2 separate regions of the Mus musculus genome follow, and region 2 is linked to region 1. The links are chromatin loops, found by intact Hi-C in ENCODE. Cell type or tissue: left cerebral cortex. All regions are shown on one strand. Each heading gives the region's core, and the rest is flanking DNA. Links, peaks and the distances in the headings are about the cores only.

Region 1 (8,336 bases), core at 277-8,276:
TAAGAGGTCACTTCACATTCAAATAACAACTCATAAGAAATAGGAAGTGAAGGTGAGAGCACTTACATGAACTTGAGCTACTCCATTCAAGGCTAAGTCCATGATTTTTTTTCTTTGAAAACTCCTTGAGAGAAATCGAAGACTGGGTATCAGCTACCTGCATCATCACTGGCTTTAATGCAGCCCCAAGTAACCAGCAGGGGACTGTGGGAACATGTTGGATCAGCTTTGGAAACACATATAGTGCCACTGGGCTTCTGTCCTTGGCCTTTCTAGTGTATGCACACTAATTGGCCTGGGAAGTCCTGGGTATTTGCCTCCTTAAAAGACTTGGCTGATTCAATGGAGGTTCCTCTGAAAATGCAGCCAGCTTGAGACCTTCTCAAGGTGGGTTTAATTGCTCTCTTCTCTTAGGTTAGTGTGTTGCTTCCATTGGGGGATCCCAGCTATAATCTTTCACTTTCCATGCCTATGTGTATTATGTTGTAATAATAGATATATTTTCAAAAACCAGTGCTGTTTCATAAGATGTGTTTTCCTTATATGATGAGGACATGGGATGTGGAGAGAAAGGTTTTGCTCCACAGGGACCCAGGCCAATATAGACAGGATGTAGTAAGGATGTGTCTTTCAAGGTCATGTCCATTTCCAGGCAGATGGAAAAACAAATCATGAATAATCATGGTGATGATTTTGAAAGATGAGAATAGGAAATAGCAGGTGTCCCTCTGTCGTGAGCAGCAGATCCCAGAGAGGTGAGGAGGTGTGCGCTCAGGATGGCTTATCATATGAAACTTCTGCATCAAGACTACATAGAATTTGTTTAGTGAGGCAGGACATTGAAGACTTAGGAGAGTGGCTCCTGGATCATGATTATGTAACTTGAACCCTGATTATCCATCTTCTTCATCAATGGTTTCCTTACCTGTGAAACAGTCTTGATAATATGTGTTGGAATAAACACAAGGATTCTTAGGAGTTAAAGGCATAACCACATTGGCAATGTTCCATGATTGGGTGAAAGCATGCTATTTGTTATTTATTTAGTGGTACCGGGGATCAAAACCAGGGTCTTACCCAGGTACTCCATCATTGATCTACATCCTTAGGCCTCATTCTAGTTTTCCAGTTTCCTTGTGATAGATACAACAGATGAGTGATGTCTAGCCTGGTAGAGGAGTTATCAGCATCCCTATAGATGTGCTGGCATTTCCTCTGCCACTGCTTTTCTGGATATCAGTTGGTATTCCCAATTCATCCAGTTTTTATTTAACCTGAATTGATCATCTTTGTCTGTCATCAAAACTCTGTAACTTGTTCCCTAGATCACCTTGTGTTCATTTATGAATGGGTTGGCATGAACTAGGAGTATTCCAAGCCTGCAACTAGTACTAAAATTCCAACAACTCTGCTTCCTCCTACCTAATTTTTTTAAAAGCAATTAACATCTTGGATACACATATAAAGAGATTATTCTACTTATAACAAATAATTTATGCATGCAGGATACTGCACCCTGACAAGCCAGATGGGTGCTGTTATTTTATTCTTTCTTGAGTTTTATGGTAAAGGTTACTTCATACTCATGTTTACAAAGGTGGGCTATATGCAGTTGTTATGGGATTTATTTCATTTTTATAATCACATTTTTCTAAGATTAATATTATAAATACAGCCATCAATTTAACCTCAATTGGCACACATGTGAGATGCTTTGCATTATCACATTTATGTGTGTATGTGTGCATGTGTATATGTGTGTGCCTGGGTGTGTGTGTGTGTGTGTGTGTGTGTGTGTGTGTGTGTGTGTATTCTCTCAAGCCACAGCATGTATGTGGTGGTCATGGGGAAAACTGACAGGATTGGGTCTTCTCTTGAACACATGGGTGCCAAGGATGGAGCTTAGCTTATTGGGATTGGTAACAAGAGCCCTTACCCATTCAACTACCTCTCTGGCTGATTAAATTTGCATTTCACAATGCTATAGCAGCTCTTCGTGTAGATATTGATTGTATAGCCTCTTTTCCTACTGCCTCATATTAAAAATCTCTATTGGGCCATGAGTATTTATCAGGTCCTGAAATTATTTTTGTATCCCAAATATAACCACTCCATTGCTACATACACCAAAGTCTCTCTTATTCTGGGCTTTCAACACACTTCTGTATTTCCCCCCCTCTAATTTCTTTAAGGCTCCATTTGCTTGGGCTAATTAACTCACTATTGGCCCCATTTCCTTATCATATTTTTGAAGACAACCAACTGTGTCCTTTTCAAGTCTGCCCTATGATGACAATGGCCTTACATCCATCCATTTAGGAAATTTTTATGACTTGGTGAATCTAGGTGATGACTTTCTGATTTTAAGGGGTTGTTTTCTTAAAGTCTATTCTATGGTTATGGTGTATAGTCAAGGTTCATTGCCCCCAACCACTGCCTAAGTTGGGTCTTCCTCTCTCAAATCTATGGGCTAGGAGTCTGAGAAAATCACAAATAAGTGCACCCAGGCATTGTGAGGGCGCGATTCCTAACATGTTCTAAGTTGACACAGTTCAGTGTTGCTTCTAATTCTTCATATTAAGGTTGAGGGCTTGACATGGGATCTCACGGCTGGGAATTAGTGGCAGATCTGAGCAATCTAGACATGCAGCTTATAAATATTAAAACTGAGTTGTGTGTTTTTGCACAGGCTTATTGGAGCTGGAGATTTACTGCAGAAATTTACTACAGAGCTACACTCACATCCTCCATCTTCTATCCTTCTAGTTTTTATTTTTATTTATTTTTTAGAAAGAGTCTCACTAAATTACTGGGGCTGGACCTTGAACATGCCCTTTAGCCCACATTGACCTGTGGTTGTAATCGCTTTGCCTCAACTTTTCAAATAGTTGGATATAATAACTGCCATTATGCTCAAATTTAAACATTAACACTGAACATTAGCAAATGAAAACAAAGTACAAAATTATGTGGCCATGAGTTCCCCCCATCCCTCCTCTACCCCAAATTCAAGTAATATATTTCATTTTCAGCTTTTCCTGCTAGTGTATTAACTGGAGGAAATCAGTAAGTCTTTGAGTAATTCCACCTTTAATGAACTCAATTTGCTTTCTCTTTTCATCCATGAACTAGAACCTAAGATTTTGCTTTTGAATGCATGTCCAGAGAGAAATGGTATTTTCAAGAACAAAGAAAAATAATTACTTTTAATTTAAAACTTGTGTTAGGTGAATTAACACTACTTGGGCTCACTATTACCATTCAGTAAAAAATAATTGATCATGGTATCTTAGCAACAGTGAGTTCATGAATGGAGGCAATTCTGGTTAGCTTGCCCTATGTCAGATAACGACAGTTTCCTCGGGGCAACATAAAAATTACCTTTTTTTCCAGATAAAATAGATTGAAGCAAAAGTTCTGTTATACTATAAATTTTCCCTTGTATTCTTTGAACTCTTAACTTTGCTACTCAAGATCTGGTCACGATCGGACTTTTCTTAACACAGAAGTACTGTTTGTTCTTCCTCCTCCTTTATTACAACTTAGTCTGGTGCAACAATCCTAGATGTGGGTGTAAAGTCTTTGCATCCCACATGCACAGCACCACATCTTTTACTTAAGTTTGGAGATGATGAAAGTTTCTTCTGTTGTCTAAGCATAATATCATTCCAAACCTGGAGGTAATCACAAGTTAACTTTCTTAGTCACGGGGTATTGAAGTGTTACAGTGAATGTTGTGGATATAAAGATTATGAGATGTAATTATTATTGATGTTACTGTTATAATTATGCCTTGGGGCTAGATAAGGCATGCACCAGTATACAAAGATACACTTCACAAAGCATAGTCATAGCATTGCTTCAACAGGGTATCCACTAAGGCATTTTCTCCAATCATCTGATAGAACTGTTGAACTAATCCATTTCAAGCTGTTCTTTAATTTGGCAAAGCCGGGCAGGGAAAATGACTGATGCCTGTGTATGGATGACCATATGACATTAGAAGTTAAATTAGCCTTTTTATTCCCCAAGACCTTGTGGCAGCATGTCCCATTCTGAGTCAGAACTGTTCATTCCAGACTTCCTTTAGGTCATTCTGAGACACCCTCGTTGCCCAGAGGTTATCTATCCTACACACTCCTCTCCAAAAGCTCTATTGCAATACTTCTTTCTTATAAACTTCCGACTCTTCCTCACCTCCTGCAATAAAAGATGTGGACTGCTGTGCTCTGGCTTGCAAATTGCTTTTCCCACCAGTCTAAATGGCAGGTTGCTGAAACAGAGCATGCTGCTCTATCCATCAAGGCAACTGCACATGTGACTTCTGTTTGCTCACAATGTCCTTTCTCCTCGTTTTACCCAATTAACTCCTATCCTTCTCTGACCCAGGTCTTCAGTGACATTCAGCAGCATGTCTCCAGTGACCTCTTGCCCTTGAAAGAAATAACCTTTTCGTCCATTTAGCTAATTGTGTACCTTGTCTGTAGCTGTCATTGAATGCCTCACATCCAATCCTGCTTCTTCGAAGAGAATGTAAACTTTAAGGGTTTGAGGACCACGTGAAATGTATTTTAAAATGTAGACTAATGCCTATCAACAGGCTAATCTCTGCTGTACTGATTTCTATCAGTTTGAATGTCATTGGGAAATTACTTCACTTTCAACTAAAGTAGCATTTATTTTGCCTGTGCTATGTGACATCAGTGAGGATCCCTAGAAGATCAGCTGTGAAGAATGCAGAGGGATCTCTGCTTTGGTAGAAGTTTCCTCTCTAGATACAGGCAGGCTTATTATAAATACAGGTTCCACTGAATCAAAAGCTCCAGGAGAGGGGGGATGTGTCTTCTATCGAAATTGCTCTCTATGCATGGACACTGTCTGCCTTCAATACGTACTAAATAAGTGATTGGGCTGGACAGTCCCACCTCCTCTACAACAAATTAGGTTCATGATTTGCAGTTTTGTCTATTGGCATTTTAAAATCTAGAATCCATGTTGAGCAATGGATCACACCAGAGTGTCTGGCTCTAATTTTAGGAGACAGAATGTTACAGGGCTAACAACCATCTGTTTCCTTTGAGCAAATCTGTAACTGTGAAGTGTGAATACAGATTTTTATAGCATTTATTGAATTTTTAAACTACACCATTTTTGATTTATAGAAGGAAATTTAGAATTTTTTTAAAGCAAGAAAAAAAGTGAAATTTATTTAGAGGTAATTTTTGTAAACTGTGACTGAGTCTTCATTTTACCTTTTAGCTTTTATATGTATCTGCAAAACATTGTATGTATATATATGTGTGTGGGGGGGGTATACATATATATATATACATATCTCACATGGTATAATTAAGTTATGAATATAAGTAATGTGTAATAATAATACATGGTTAATTTGTGGTATATTATAATACTTAATAAAACAATATTATCTGTATTTCCCAAAGCTACAGTATTTGTGTTAATGGACACATGTTCAGTGTGTATAATATACCTGTAGTCTCTTATGTGAAGTTTACAGGAATCTGTAGATTATTTTCCCTTAGATTTTACTGGCAATTATTTCTTTAATCAAGAATTTGTAAAATTACATACAGCCAGTGACTGTAAAAATGCAAATTAAAATGAATCTTACTCTTGCGTATATAACTCAGGGAACTCCCCCTCTTAGCTCCTCTCCATAGCACTCAAATCTATACATGCCAGAGAACAGGGACACAGGAAGCTTGGGCCTAGGGAATAAAGGATTTAAGGATGTATTGGGTGGCACCCTCACAAGGTAGGCAGATTTATACCCATGTTACCATGGACCTCAGATGTGGCTCAAATGACATCAGTAGGCTAACTTGCCAGGACTGACTGAAGAAGTGTGGGGGATCTCGTAGGTATCCTTAATCATTTTGAAGTTACTCCCCTCACCTAGAACATAAATTCCTGCTAACTGCTATGGTTAATGAACACACTCCTCTATGTATGCTTTAAGTGTTATGTATCCACAAGAAATAGGACGATTCTTATTACACTTACTTTAAATACAACGAAAATGTCTAAAATTTAACTAAAATTTACCCACAAGTATTAGATTTTTAGAAACACTGTGCTGTGGATAAGCAAATATTTTTAATTGTATTACCCAGTGAACAATGATAGCAATTAATAAATATCCTTGGGTTAATGTACGAATATATGAAAATGCATACATCTGTTTCAGGTCTGATGCATGGTAGGTTATATGTGGCCATACGATATTAATAAGCACATGGGCTCCTCCATTATTTAACTTAGAGTATTAAATATTAAATCAAAATGCTTTCTAGAATTTGCATCATACTGTCTATATAATTACCTGTATTTCTGCATATTGCTTTTTTTCAATAAGCAAAACATTTTGAACACTGTCTTCCTGTCATAAATATACTTTAAATGCAGCTGAAACTATTCCCTCAAGCTTGTTTTCTTAGACATTGTAGTCATCTGTAAAAACATGAAAATGACAAGCATTTATTGACTATTTTCTGTGTATTAGAAGTGCTAAAAATTTCCAAACATATTCTCATTTCTTGCATGTGAAGCTTAAAGAATTAAAGTTAAGTTTCTAACTTCCTCTTGTGATGTTGTTAAATGTTTTCAGAAACAACACAATCCTATTATGCTAAGCTGAGTTAGAAAGCTTCTAAAAATTATGAACAGCAAGCATTGACTACTTCCTCTTCTAGGCAGGAGATAAGGCCATTTAAGAAAGCTAACTTTAGGAATAGGTGTTTTGTTTTCTAGATGAGTGAGGCAAAGCCTTCTGCTTTCAGAGGTCTTCTTATTCTTCAATCAGCTACATGAGATAGTCTCAACATCTCCAATCTCTGATGATCAGTTGTATCCCTGACTTAAACCCTCCTCAGAAACAAGGCTTCTATAACAATGCCAGACACACTACCTTAACAACAAAATAGTTTCCTTTGTCCCTGGTTCTGGAGGTGCAGATTTTGTAATGCTACTTCTATAGTCAAGTCTACTTTGTCAACTTCCAAGAAAATCCTCTCCTGGCTTCAGTTGGCATCCAGTGTTCTTTGCTTTTATGACATCATGACTACATTCTGGGTCTCCACCAGCTTCACAGATCCTTCTCTTTTATGACCTTTCCTCTGTCATTTCCTTTTAGTTCTTGTAAAGATACCCTACTAGATCAGTTCAACGCTCATGAGTACCTGTGAGGCTGTGTTCTCAACATCTATACCACAAAGATACCTGCAAAGACCTTTATCCCATAAACCCATCGTATGCCATGGTACTGGATGAGACAGACTTTTGACCACCAGTATTCAACCCACTGTACCATAGAATCCCAGTCTCTGCCTTTTGAAAAATTATATAAACAGCAAGTTCTGGGTTTTTTTTTTTGAGTGTATAAGGGTGAATAAAGGAATGAATGTGCTGCAATCATTATTGGTCTCAATCTTGCTAGGTTACTTTCTGTGAAATCACAGTGGCATCCTAGCTCCACCTCTCTGAACAGAGCTTTGAGTCCAGATATCTGAATCACCCCTGTTGCTCTTTCTCCCCTACCTGCTATGAGTGTTTAGCCAAGCAATTTAAGCCTTCAGAATTCAGGTATAGCTTATATCAAACAGAAAAGGCTGTACAAGGTTGCCGTGACGTTTTAGGTACCACTATGTGTGCAAGCTACTTAGTCTCCTGGCACACAACGAACCTTTGGTGTGTGTCTAGAGTTTACACCTTGGCCTTTTTCTGACTTCCATTTCTAATTTGGGTTTCTTTCACAGGTGCCAGACCAAAGAATCATATCCACTAAGTGTAGGCTCAGCTGTAACTCTCTGAGAGTAATTTTCTCCTGTATTTTAAGTTCATGTGAGGCAGCTCACTCTTATGCTAATGTTCTGACAAGATATGAGAAGCTAAATCTGTCATCCTTGGAGGGTTTTTTTCCCCCCACTTCGCAGAAGCTATTGTCCTAGCCTGTTCAGGATTTATTAAATTCCTCTCCCATGATTTCTCATTTTAGACAACCAAGATGGCAGGCTGTTCTTGATTCCTACAAGCCCCAACCCACACCTGAAACAAGAAGGGCCAAGCACATACTTCCAATGGCTGGAAGACATTCATTCTTCATGCCTACATATTCTGTTTCCTCCTCAGGGTCAAGAACATATTTCCTTCTCTGCTCCATGAAATAAAAATTTCAATCTGAGCCAGCTTCACTTCCCTTTCTCACACAATGGCTTGTGTCTGAGCATCAGAACAAATCCCAGTTTACCTATATGACTGGGCTCAGCACCAGATTCAGAACTATCCTTCTGTATTTGCTCTGTAAGTTGAGAGGA
Region 2 (8,336 bases), core at 225-8,224, 440 kb before region 1:
AAGAGGGTGGAAGCCATACACACACACCTTTCTTAAGTCTCTGTTAGCATTCTGTTTGTTCAGATCTCATTGACCAAGGTTAGACTCCTGGTTTGTTTCATCCAGAGTGAGTATGGAGACACTTTCTCAAAAGTGAAATGCAGACAAGTACTTTACAATGGAAAACACATAGGCATCACATTACAGTTAGTTCTAAGGACATTGAAAAGGCAAGTCCAATACAAAATACCCATTAAGGAAGAATTAAAGATTGGTGGGAATATGGTTATATGTGATGTTTACTGCTTTTTTGAAATAGAAAAATAAGTAATCCCAGTTCTTTGGGGGGATAGAGAGGAAGCAGGATCCGTAGATCAAGATCATTTTTTATGATGTGGTTTTGAGCCAACCTGGGCTGCATGAAATTCTGTCTCAAAAAGCAGAGAACAATTACTATCTGCCAATCATGCTATTAGATGCTAGAACACAATTGCATTAAACACATACCTTGCTCTTTATCTCTCATAGTTTACTTTTTTGAGGAGTCAAAAATGGACAAACTTTACTAACAAAGAACTATTGATTTCATCCAATACAATGAGGTGGGCCTGCTTCGACAATTTTTTGTTCATTGGCTCCTTCTGCCTACTACATGCCAGGCATTGGGTCAGATATAGAGGCTCAAAGGTAAAAGAAAAACAATATTGCTGCTTCATGGGGATAATAGGCCAGAGAGGTATTAAATGAGAAATGCTAAACATGGTAGCTCTTTTGAGATAGGAAAACAGAGGTTCTCACATGTGTGTAACAGGCTAGTTATCGCCCACTCTGGGTTCAGAAAATACTTCCTTTCGGGAGGTGATGATGAAAGCCAAGGTCTCCATGATGGGTGAGGATTTTCTAGACCAAATGAAGAGAAATAAGGGAAATGAAGGATGGAAAGAAATGAAGAGAGGGAGGGAAGGAGGAAGGAAGGCAGAGAGTGGAGAAGGAAGGAAGATAGGGACAGAGGGATGGTGTGGGAAAACATCTGGAGCCCAAGAGTTGTATATCTGAATGCCAGGAGGATAGCCAAGCTCTCCTGAGGAACCTACAAAGCAACAAGTTACAGGAATGCAGAAGAGACAGGAAGATGCTAGCCTGGAAACAGCCAGAACAGGGCAATACTCACTCTGCTGAGGACCACAGCCCACATTTCCTCTTGGCTGCTATCACTCAGGCTGAACAGGCGGTCCTTCAATTTGTTGTCCTTTATTTTATACTAATTGCTGCAAGAGTTCTTGCCTCTTGACCTCCATCCTCCCTCCCCACCTGCATGGTCAATTAGGTCCATGAGCCTTGAGTCACCAGAGGGTAGTTCAGGAAAATTCACTAGAGTCTGGGTTTGAACACTCAGGTTCTGAGGATCCAGCTGTATTACTGAGGGGATGCCTGGCTTTGAAAGGAGCATAATCCTTTTTTTTTTTCAACAGGAAGCCTGGGAATGAGGGCCTGCAGTTGGAGGCATGTCCATCTCACCAATGGACAAATAATAGGCTACATATGTGGAGAGGAGATTTGTAGTACAGCAGAGCTCTGCATGGTACAGTAGAGCTACATGTGAGATGGGAGAGGATGGCTCTGTGCTGTTGCATAATCGAGAGAGTTAGATTCCTGTGTCAACCACCTAGAGCCCAGCCAAAGAGGGCAACTTTCCACCCACTCCAACTTTTATTATGAGTTCACTGTCCATTAAAATTTACATCTTAATGTATACTTAAAATTATTTTTAACCTTTTAAATTTTTACAGACCTCCAAGAAGAAGGACCAAATCCAGAGCTGTGATGTAGAATGTCTTCTTGGTCCCTGCATTTTTAGAAATGGATTTCCAGTGAGTAAGTACTCTGGGCAGATGCAAACTTGGTTCTACTTTCAACTTTTGCAATTTCCTTTTCTGCTTCTTCTTTATCTTCGTCTTTATCCTCATCTTCTTTTGGGAATAAGAAGAAGTTTAAGTGTTAAAAGAAACGGGGAGTTCTGAGTAAACACTCTGACACCTCTTGGTATTCAGTTTCCTGCTTGCAGCTGGTGCTGTCTGCCAAGTCCAGGCTCCTGTCAGGCAGCTGGTCTTGGGCTGCTGTCAAGCGCTGCACTTGCACCGTGAAGCTTACACGCACTCATACCCCGCAAACTCGAGTCAATTTTCTACATCGTCGTGGAAGAGGGGTGGTGTTTATTGGAAGAGCTTGTCTTTTTCTAAGGACTGTCTACTCAGTGGATCAAAATCACACTTAAAAAAATTGCAAGAGAAATCCTGCGTAGAACCTGACTTAATTAGCACTAGCTTTCCTGATTTATTACAGTTTAGCATCTGCTCATTACTGGTGCCTCAGGCAGCTGGACACTGGGCACAAGTCAGAGAGGGACTCAGCTTTCCCTAATTGTGTTCTCCTGTTATCTCCTATCCTGTGGTCCCAGGGTGCACATTGTGAACCTTCAGCCCACCGCAATTAACTGTGCTCTCTTTCACATCACAGTCCTGTCTCCCAAAATGGAGCATTTGTGTTTGAATTTAAGCTTAAGTGTCCTCCTCTGCTGGATTTCAGACATGCTCAACTTGAGCTGGTTCTGAGACACCACTGGATACTTTCTTACAAAGGTTAAGTAGTTACCAGGAGAAAAGCTCAAATTTGAATGGGCCTGATCTCTTGGAGAACACTGTGTATCTTAAGAATCTTAAGGTGTTTCCAGTTGCTGGCTCAGCTGCCCTGGCTAGCCATCCCACGGAAAAAGAAGAAATGGTACATGGATATGAGGACTCCTCGCAGGAGCTTACAGTCCCAGCAAAGGGCAGTTCAGAGCACAACACAATTTCTGACATGTATTTTTCTAGAATGGCTGTATTACACCCATGTTTAAGTCCTTTGGAGCTGCCAGGGGAAGAGGTGATAAGTAAGGGCAGACAGAGAACGTCCCTAAAATCTTTGCCTCACACCATGTTCACAAGTCCACTATTGAAGTTATAGCAAGCTTCTCCAGAAAGGTCTCATGGGTTAAGTGTCAACACTTCAGTTGAGTCAATAATTGCTCTTGGCACTTCACATAGGTTCATGCTATAATAAAACAGTAAGTCTAGCTGGGCAGTGATGGCACATGCCTTTAATCCTAGCACTTGGGAGGCAGAGGCAGGTGGATTTCTGAGTTTGAGGCCAGCCTGGTCTACAGAGTGAGTTCCAGGACAGCCAGGGCTACACAGAGAAACCCTGTCTCAAAAAAAAAAAAAAAAAAAAAACCAAAACAACAACAACAAAAACCAAAAACAGAAACAACGCCCCCCCCCCCCAAAAAAAACAAACCAAAAACCAAAACCCAGTATGTCTAGATGGATACCACTGTTATTTCTGGTACACATTTGAAGAAGCAGATTCAAATGTTGCAAGTTCTCCTAAGATGAGTGAGTGATTCATTTACCTCCAAGGCCCCCATTGTGAGGACTGGAGGCTAAAGGCACTTCTGTCCTGCTACACGGCATGGGAAAGGCATGTGGCTTGACCTTGGGAAATGCCAGTAGCACACAAACACAAAATAGACACAGCACAGTGCCATGACAGAGTGAAAGAGGATAAAATGAGAGGTTGGTCAGGACATGGGCACTGGCAGATTTACCCAAGATAACTTAAGCTTCAATCTATGCAGAGGGAGCATGTGAACTGAGTGAGATCTGACTGCAGAAAAGGAGCTAACCAGAGATTACTCCAGATGGAAGAGATCGCTAAGCAGAGGGAACACCAGAAGAGGTCCCCAATTTTTGAGTTTAAGCATGACTGATTACAAAATCCTGGCTGGTGGCTGTCTTACTTACCACCCCAGATGCTATTACAGTAAACCACTCAGCAGCTGCTGAACTGAACTGATTATAGCTTAAAATTGTTGTTTTTCATTCATGAGACTACAGAGCTCTATCGTGGTAAATGACCTCACAGTGCACTGGAGAAAGCTAAGGCAGAGGTCAGACCCAAGCATTTTAACCCAAACCTGCTCTTGGCATGCCTCTTAATGCTACATGGTAACGACACCCAGAGCTAGCCATTTTTCTTGAGCAGAGCCTTGTTTAGACAAATCTGGCTAGGGATGTGACATCATCCACAAGAAAAAGAAAATCTGCTATGGGTTGTTTGCCAAACATTTTTCCCTGAGGTTAAAAACACTGTAGTATTTTTAAACTATGCAAGCAAAAATCACTCCCCCACCCCACCCCCCCTGCACACAAGGACCCAGTTCTTGCCAAGATTGCTAAATTGGCAGGGCAAAGGGCCCCACACCATCTGTCCTCACATTGGCTGAATTCAGGTCTTGAAGGAAGAGTTGGATTAAGAAAAAGAAAAATAGCATGGAATATGGCTGAGGAATCCCATGATAGACTCTCAGGGTGAGCACTCACGGTGAACAGGCTGCAGGTAGCCTGAAGACAGACTCAGAATAGAGAAGGAGAGGAAGGAGGCTGAGGTGAATACCTATGGTGGACCTGGCTCTGTGGTGTTATGGAGGGATAGGACTGCTCACCTCTCTCCTTCATTCTCTGTCTTTCTGTCTGTCTGTCTGTCTGTCTGTCTGTCTGTCTGTCTGTCTGTCTCTCGCTTTCTGTATAAAGGAGAAGGAAATCTTGGATACTTCCCTGTCTTTAAGGAAGTCAGGAACATTATACTGGTATGAATAGCACAGTCACATTTTCAAAGCTCTTGCCTACACCATGCATTGCTTCATTTGCATTTGAGGCTACACACCCCCATCCTCATTATAACATGGCTCAGTGGTTAAGAGCACTGACTGCTCTTCCAAAGGTCCTGAGTTTAATTCCCAGCAACCACATGGTGGCTCACAACCATCTGTAATGGAATCTGATGCCCTCTTCTGGTGTGTCTGAAGACAGCTACAGGGTACTCCTATAAATAAAATCAATAAATCTTTAGAAAATAAAAAGACATTTGAGATTTAAAGATACTCATTAAAGAATCTCATCGGGACCCTGGAGCTGGTGGAACACTGAGCAAGGATGGGCTCTCATATCCAATCTTCAGAACACTTGTCCCAGACCTGGCTTTTTTCGGTCTTTGAACAGAAGAAACAAAGGCACTGTGCAGTGAAGCATCAGCACTGAATTCTCGTCAGCAGACAGGCTGAGACCTGATCCCAAGTCTCCAGGTTTTATATGGATCCTAGTAAGGTAAACACTCTCTAATTCTAGGGTCTCTTAGGGAGCAGTAGGGGCATGGCTCCTTAGCTAATGGTCTTCTGTACATGCCAGTGCAGCCATTGTAAAATTAGTGTGGACATTAAAACTAAAGAGTCAAATGGCTGGGGCTGAAGAGCTGGCTCAGCAGGGAAAAATACCTGCTGCCTTTTTGCAGAGGATGTGGGTTCAGTTCCTAGCACCCATATATTGCTTTACAACTGTCTGTAAGTTCAGGTTCACGGGATCTGATGCTTCTGGCCTCTGTGGACACCCGGACTAGCACAGTTCTCGTGCATATGTGCAGGCACTAACAATGAAATGAAAACATCTTAAGAAAGGCCCAGTGCTGGGTGTGGGAAGCACTTTCAGAGTTGGCGTTGGTCAGTAAGGTCCCATAACACCCCTTCCTCCATGCACTATTGCTCTTGCTCTTGGTTACCTTCTTGGACTTGAGGGTAAGTCCCTATTGCTAAGGACCACATACATGAGTTAGAGCATGGCGAAATTTATAAGCTCCATCCCTATAGGTTAGCTTTCATAATGCTGAAAAGTTCTATCATACTACTGGGGAAGAAGGTTCTCTATGGCCTTTGTATCAGCTCTGGCCTCCAGGTTCCAGCCCTGCTTTAATTCCTGTTCTGATTTCTTCCGGTGATGGATTGTAATTTCAAAGTGTGAACCCAATAATAGATCCTTTTTCCCTCAACTTGATTTTTGGTCATGATACTTTGTCACAGCAATAAAACCTAACTAAGATAAAGTGGTGTCAGATTTGGGCATTGCTACGATATATATGCATGACTGTGCTTTTGTTTGGAGGGATGTTGATTTTGGAGTTTTGAATTAGGAAAGCAATGGAATGGTTTAAGCATAGCAAGAACATGGAATTACAGTCTTGTGAAGATTATTTGAAGTGCTGGGGGCTTGGCTCAAAGGTTTCAGAGAAGAATTTTAGTATGTTGCCTAGAGATCATTCTTGTGATATTTTGGTGAAGAATGTGGCTGCTTTTTGCCTTTGTCTGAAGAGTCTGGCCGAGGCTCTAAAGTGAAGAGTTTTAGATTAATTATGTTGACAAAGGAAATCTCAAACAAAGCCTAGCATAGACTGTACTGTGGTTTAGTCTTATGAAGAGCATTTTGATCAAGCCTAGCAAGCTTAGAAAGGAAAAATACAAAATGTATTCTTTAAGGATTGAAGGGACACCAGGAAGTGAAATGGATTAAATAATCTCATTAAGGATATTAAATAGGATTAAGGGGGTGGTAGCCTTGGGGCAAGATGCTACCCAGCTAAGCTTATTGTTTATGCAGTGACAGTTGTAAGAAGTTATACCATGTTAGGCATTATTATGGCCTGGTTAATGTTTTCATTTGGACATAAGGAGATATGGTTGTGTGTCAAATTGACAAGGGATGATTTTTGACGATTATTCACAGTCATCAACTTGACTATATCTGGAGTGAGCTACAATGTAGAACTGATAAAGATCTTGTGAAAAGGAATTAAGGAAAAGCTTAGGTCCAGGCATTGTGGTATATGTCTTTAATCCCAGCACTCAGGTATGCAGATTTCTGAGTTCAAGGTCAGTCTACAGACCAAGTTCCAGGACAGCCAAGCTTAGGTAGTAAAGGAAATCACTGAAAGCAGAAAGTTGGTGACGATATTCTAGAACAAAAGGTCCATGTTCCAGGTACAGCAAATAGCAGAACTCAGCAGCTTTGGCCATATGGGTCTGGCTTTAGAGTAAAGAATAGAAGGGGTTACTATGGCAATCGTTGCTAGTTAGCTGGAGCTAAGAAATTAATGGTGATTAAGATGAGGCCAGTATCATTGAGGCAAAATCTTCTGGGAAGTATTTTCTGAGAGCACAAAGAAGCTGTGGTCCAGAGATAGATATCCTGCTGGCAGCCAGACTTGGTAATATGTAAGAATCATACAGATAGTACTGGTTTTGAAGGTGTGAAGGAGTCATGGAGAGTAGCTGAGGTTTGACACTGTGTGAGATCAAGAGAGGCCATTGGTGATGGTGCAGCCCAGGACTGAAGGTGTCATGCAAAGAAGTTGAGGCTTGGCACCATGAACAGAGTCTATGAGAGGCTGTTGGTGAAGCCTTTGAGCTTTCCTATGCTCAAGCTCTGCCCAGTGTGGAGTAGCCTCCTCCTGGATGCCCTGAGAACAAGATATAGTACTGTTGGCTTCTCTAGCATTATGTCTGTCTGCAGGCTGTCATGCTTCCTGCTATGCTGATAATGATAATGCTGATAATACCTCTGAAACTGTAAGCCAGCCTTAATCAAATGTTTGCCTTTATAAGAGCTGCCTTGGTCATGGTGTCTCTTCACAGTGATAAAATCCTAAGATAATGTCCATCAACAAATGAGTGAATGATGAAAATGTGATATGTATACACAATCTAATTTTATTCAGCTACAAAGAGAAATTAAATTCTAAAATTTGTAGCAGAATGGATGAATCTGCAAAATGTTATATTAAGCAAGGCAATCCAACCTAGAAAGGCAAATATTCAATGTTTACTTTCATATGTGTATTCCAGTTCTCCTCTCTCTCTCTCTCTCTCTCTGTATGTATGTATGTATGTATGTATGTATGTATGTTGTATACACAAGTGCATATATGTATGTGGAAGCCAGAGGTTAATGTTGGCTGTCTTTCTGGATTGTTCTTCACCTCATTTTTTGGGACAGTCTCTTAGTGTATCTGGAGCTTTTCTATTCTACCAGACTGCCTGCAATGATCTAATGAGTTCCAGGAAGCCATGCATCTCTCTCTCTCTCTCTCTCTCTCTCTCTCTCTCTCTCCTCCCCCAACCCATGTTTGGGTTACAAGATGCATATGGGCATGCAAGGATATCCTTGGGTCCTTATGATAGAGGCATTTTTATGACCAAGCTGTCTCCCCATCTCCCCAGCCCTAGGGGAAAAGTGTGTGTGTGTGTTTCTGTGTGTTTTAGTGTGAATATAGGTCATGAACCTAGAAAGGGGATCATGATAGGGGAATGATTTTTTTTGAGGATGGAGGAAGGGAAATTGAGCTCACGTGACATGAAGCTGGAAAGAAGTCTACTGGGGGTAGTAGAGTAAGAAGTGGGAAGGGGATGGGGCAGAAACATGAGAGTAAGATGA

The links. Peaks named below come from ENCODE experiments on the same cell type or tissue, not always from the same donor. Only the 100,000 strongest peaks of a DNase experiment are listed, where the experiment ranks them.
Region 2: it touches region 1 in a loop (3-fold over the local background); 2 of 42 quality-filtered maps call a loop at or near these places.

The regions. Positions count from the first base shown.
Region 1 is chr5:39,320,690-39,329,025 of GRCm38, forward strand. It overlaps LOC115490181 (a long non-coding RNA gene), which reads left to right. Exons shown (of 4, transcript XR_003955907.1): 4 at 8,018-8,093. Among named protein-coding and RNA genes, the nearest start is that of Gm40292, 18 kb to the left of the region's middle. In left cerebral cortex, for the core only: no CTCF peak of the experiment used is centred there; DNase peaks (open chromatin) are centred at 4,928 and 7,817; H3K27ac peaks cover 834 bases.
Region 2 is chr5:38,878,124-38,886,459 of GRCm38, forward strand. No RefSeq gene overlaps it. Among named protein-coding and RNA genes, the nearest start is that of Clnk, 5.6 kb to the left of the region's middle. In left cerebral cortex, for the core only: a CTCF peak has its summit at 4,882 (motif pointing left); DNase peaks (open chromatin) are centred at 2,091, 2,593, 3,848, 4,074 and 1 more place; H3K27ac peaks cover 1,589 bases.